Linked DNA regions of Homo sapiens: region 1 is linked to region 2. Evidence: read pairs that join two places in POLR2A ChIA-PET (ENCODE). Cell type or tissue: B cell. All regions are shown on one strand.

The links. ChIA-PET counts read pairs that join two places held together with the same protein. Peaks named below come from ENCODE experiments on the same cell type or tissue, not always from the same donor. Only the 100,000 strongest peaks of a DNase experiment are listed, where the experiment ranks them.
Region 1: POLR2A ChIA-PET joins it to region 2 with 5 read pairs; 2 of 35 experiments call an interaction of 5 or more read pairs at or near these places.

What each region holds. Positions count from the first base shown.
Region 1 is chrX:16,711,479-16,713,978 of GRCh38, forward strand. It overlaps CTPS2 (CTP synthase 2), which reads right to left and starts at 1,191. Exons shown (of 19, transcript NM_175859.3): 1 at 857-1,191. RefSeq lists silencers at 644-913, 974-1,063. In B cell, no CTCF peak of the experiment used is centred here; DNase peaks (open chromatin) are centred at 403, 793 and 1,153; H3K4me3 peaks cover 1,815 bases; H3K27ac peaks cover 1,331 bases.
Region 2 is chrX:15,821,892-15,824,391 of GRCh38, forward strand. ZRSR2 (zinc finger CCCH-type, RNA binding motif and serine/arginine rich 2) reads left to right here. Exons shown (of 11, transcript NM_005089.4): 11 at 840-1,369. The coding sequence ends at 1,351. Among named protein-coding and RNA genes, the nearest start is that of AP1S2, 32 kb to the right of the region's middle. In B cell, no CTCF peak of the experiment used is centred here; no DNase peak of the experiment used is centred here.

The DNA.
Region 1 (2,500 bases), 890 kb after region 2:
TAAAAAGTAATGTTAGACACAAAAGAGTACTTACCTGATGATCTTGTTCTATGAAGTTCTAGAACAGTCAAAGCTAAGCTATGATAACAATCAGAACCGGGGTTGAGTGCGGGGCCTGGGGTGGATTGACAGAAAGGAGGTACCAGGGAACTTTGCAGGGTGAAGGAAATGGTCAATGTTCACTTTGGGATAATGGTTACAGGAGTGTATAATTTGTCAAATCCCGTCGATTTGCACACTGAAAATGGGACATTTTGTTGTATATAAACCATACATACAATTCTTTTTTATGTTGCCCCCAAAAAAGCTATTCTGTAGCAGCAGCGTAGTTCGGCACTATGCGCCCTAACCATCTAGTACGGGGAAAACGCGGGGGTCGTTGTTTAAGGGGTGCACTGGGACCGGGGAGAGGACAGAAAGGCCATGTTACCGGCGCTGATCACCAGCCTCGCAGACCCCCGCTCGGGGCTTCACTTCCGCCAACGCCATCTCAGGGCTCTCCTGGCTCCCGAGGGCCGGGAGAAGTGGGGATCCGGGTGCGGGCGCTGGCGCGGGCGGAGGCGGGAAGAAGCGCGTCCCGGGGACGCGCGGGACAGGCTCCAACCGCACTGGGCACGGGCCAGCGTTCCCCAGTCCCCGCGCCACACCCGGCAGCCGAGGTCTGCGAGCGCGGGGCTGGCGGCCGGACCCGACTCAGCGCTGGGCAGGGAGCCGGCGCCATCAGAGAGCGGACAAAGGAGCCCGGCCCCACAAGTGCACCGGGGCTGGGGGTGCAGGGCGGAGAGGCCCTGGGGACGAGGGATGGCCCGGGCGCCGAGGCCCTGGGGGTCTGGGACAGGCCCAGAAGGGAAGTTACCTGCGCGGTGGTGGTAGCACCGGGGAGGGTGGCCGGTGGGCACGGCGGGCTCCACCCCGCGGCTGGCCTGGCGCTCACCTGTCGGGCTGGGGAAGGGGTCGCTGCCGGGGCTGTCCAAAGCCGCCCCCGGGATCTTCCCACCGCCCACACGGGCCTCGGGGTGCGCGGCGCCCTCCTCGCCCACCTTCCCCTCTCCTCCCTGCTGCTGGCCCAGCTCACTCACGCTGGTGAGCTTGGGGTTTGCACCCGGGTTTGTGCAATGGTCCAAAACAAGCGCCTAAAAAGTGATTCCTCCAGCACAGGCAGCTCCCGTCACCCTCCGCTCTGGACGCACTGGGCCCCAGGCCTCGCCCAGCCCGGGGACCGCTCCTCCCTCCCGTGGCTCACTTTGCAAAGGCACTTCGAGTGCGCGGGTGAACTCCACGCTTCCCGGGGAACCCCGGCTTCCTGGCAAGCCGAGACCCTCGCTCGGGTCCTCCCGTGCAGATCTCACCCTTGTAAAGAACTTCACTGGTCACAAACGCTTGTGGATCCCCTACTACGCCCCAGGAACTGCAGGAGCGCTCAGGAGAGAAGGAAAAGGAAAGAGAATGCCTGCCTTTGAGGAGCTAGCTCACAGTCTGGTGGGAGGTCCACCCGTCTGTTGGAACCAGTAAGGTTCCCTAGAACAATACTTCTGCAGCAAAGAGTTGCGGGGGTGCAGTGAGGGGAGGAAGGCAATTAAGGCTTCCAAGAGTGACTTTTTTTTTTTTTTTTTTTTTGAGACGGAGTTTCGTTCGCCCTTTTTGCCCAGGCTGGAGTGCAATGGCGCGATCTGGGCTCACTGCAACCTCCGCCTCCCGGGTTCAAGCGATTGTCCCTGCCTCAGCCCCCGGAGTAGCTGGGATTACAGGCGGATGCCAAAAAGCTCGGCTAATTTTGCATTTTTAACAGAAACGGGGTTACATCACGTTGGCCAGGCTGGTCTCGAACTCCCGACCTCAGCTGATCCTCCTGCCTTGCCTCCCAAAATGCTGGGATTACAGGCTTGAGCCACTGCACCCCGCCCAAATACTCTAAAAAGTCACTCTTCGGGTGACTCACGCCTGTAATCCCAGCACTTTGGGAGGCCAAGGCAGGCGGATCACCTGAGGTCGGGAGTTCGAGACCAGCCTGGCCAACGTGGTGTAACCCTGTCTCTACTAAAAATGCAAAATTAGCCAGGTGTGGTGGCACCTGCCTGTAATCCCACCTACTCCGAAGGCTGAGGCAGAGAGAATCGCTTGAACCTGGGAGGCAGAGGTTGCAGTGAGCCGAGATCAGGCCACTGCACTCCAGCCTGGGTGACAGAGGAGACTTTGTCTCAAAAAAAAAAAAAAAAAAGAGTATTGGAGGATGATTGGTGCTGGGAACGGATACAGGAGGTTTTTCGGGTGAAGGCAAGAAGCCAACCACTGAAGGAAGCTAACATGGACAACAGAAGGGTCTGAAGTGAGATGGAAGGTTTTAGGAAAGTGGTGGAAATTTCGCATAACCAGTGTGAGATGCTAGAGCGACAAGTTAGACAAGAGTCACTGAAGACCTAGTGGAGTTTAGAAACCATCATCGTGTAGTGGTGTCCAGCTATAATCTGCTATAATCTGGCAAGGTATCTACAGAAATATA
Region 2 (2,500 bases):
AATCTTCTGTATTAAAAGCACTTAGTGAATTTGAAGCATTAGTGTAATGTTTATAATCTTAAAGTTTAAAGAAAATATAGACTCCTCTATGTTTAATAGGCCTTCTCTTTTTTTTTTGAGAGTGAGTCTCACTCTGTCGCCCAGGCTGGAGTGCAGTGGCATAATTTTGGCTCACTGCAACCTCCACCTCCTGGGTTTAAGTGATTCTCATGCCTCCGCCTCCTGAGTAGCTGGGATTACAAGCGCCTGCCACCACGCCCAGCTAATTTTTGTATTTTTAGTAGAGATGGGGTTTCGCCATGTTGGCCAGGCTGGTCTCAAACTCCTGACCTCAGGTCTGTGCCCGCCTCAGCCTCCCAAAGTGTTAGGATTACAGGTGTGAGCCACCGCACCTGGCCACGCCTTCTCTTTTGACCAGTGGTTCTGGCCTGTTTCCTCCATGCCATCAAACCGTGCTACCACAGGGACCCAAAGAGCTGGCTATTTGATGTTAATCAGGGATCAAAATCGTCAATCAGTGGGAAGGTGAAACCTGGAGAAGATAACGTGGTCACCATTTGCTCAGTTGCAGTCTGCACCATAATCCAACAGGGGCACAGGCTATTCTGCTTAATGAAAACTTCTGATTTGTTACCTTTCAGAGTGTCATTTATTAGAGCACGTTTGAAATCGTGGGAACCAAATTATGACATCAATTTATGTAAGCCCCTTTTACATAATACACAGTAGAAAATAGTTCTAGCATATCCAAATATCAGAAATGTACCTTCGGAAAAGGATAAAGTAGCATCTTCAGAATATGCAGTGATAAGTGCTGTTTCATCACTGTGCCATTGCAGGTTTATTTGAAATACAACAATGTCCAAGAGGAAAGCACTGCAACTTTCTTCATGTGTTCAGAAATCCCAACAATGAATTCTGGGAAGCTAATAGAGACATCTACTTGTCTCCAGATCGGACTGGCTCCTCCTTTGGGAAGAACTCCGAAAGGAGGGAGAGGATGGGCCACCACGACGACTACTACAGCAGGCTGCGGGGAAGGAGAAACCCTAGTCCAGACCACTCCTACAAAAGAAATGGGGAATCCGAGAGGAAAAGTAGTCGTCACAGGGGGAAGAAATCTCACAAACGCACATCAAAGAGTCGGGAGAGGCACAATTCACGAAGCAGAGGAAGAAATAGGGACCGCAGCAGGGACCGCAGCCGGGGCCGGGGCAGCCGGAGCCGGAGCCGGAGCCGGAGCCGCAGGAGCCGCCGCAGCCGGAGCCAAAGTTCCTCTAGGTCCCGAAGTCGTGGCAGGAGGAGGTCGGGTAATAGAGACAGAACTGTTCAGAGTCCCAAATCCAAATAAACTAGTTTTGTTCTTAAATGATTGTATATCTTATTTATTATGGTTGCTACATACTCGGATAGAAGGCTATGAACGCAGATGGGTTCGCAAGTCTGGCTGAACCCTGTGTAGCCTGGAATTCTATTTAAAAATATTTTTATTCTCTTATAATCATGAAGTATGGTTAGTATAGAAAACATAAAATACATAAATAACAACATGAAAATTACTTGTAATCCTAACCCTGAGAGAGAACTAAACATTGGAGCATTGTTTTAGTGTGTACACTTTTTTCTTTTTTTTTAGAGATAGGTTCTCACGAGCAGTGGCGTGATCATAGCTCACTGCAGCCTCAAACTCTTGGGCTCAGGTGATCTTCCCATCTCAGCCACCCAAGTAGCTGAGACTACAAGGTACACACCACCACACCTGGCTAATTTTTAAACATTGTTTTGTGGAGACAGCGTTTTGCCATGTTGCCCAAGCTGGTTTTGAACTCCTGGGCTCAAGTGATCCTCCCACCTTGTCTTCCCAAAGCGCTGGGATTATAGGTGTGATCCACCACACCCAGCCCTATGTACACATTTTTTAATACAAAGAACACATATGAATGCAGTTGAATATGCTTTTATTCACAAGAAGCAGTCATACTTCATCAAGCCCTATTCTTCGTTTTACTCACTGCACAATATGGATCAGTTTTTTCAACCATATCCTCATTGTTAGATTTTTAATTTTGTACTATTCAAGAATCCTGTGCTGAAATCAATCCTGTGATGGATTTTCTTAAATACTTCCACATATTTTTGATCATTTCCTTAGGATAAATTGTATCAAGGACATGAATACTAAAATATTTCCAAGTTGCCTGCCAGAAGACTATAAAAAATTTATTATGTCAATAAACTTTGCTGCTCCCACAACGCCAAGTAATTTTAATCCTTACCAATTTGATAAATTTTATGTGTTCATATATTTAATGTTTTTTTATTCTTGTTGGCCCCCTACCCCTTTTTTTAGAGACAGGGTCTTGCTATGTTGCCCAGACTGGAGGGCAGTGGCTGTTCACATGATCATTGTGCACTGTAGCCTCAAACTCCTGGGCTCAAGCGATCTTCTTGGCTCAGCCTCCTGAATATCTGAAACTACAGGTGAGCCCTGCTTGTTTGC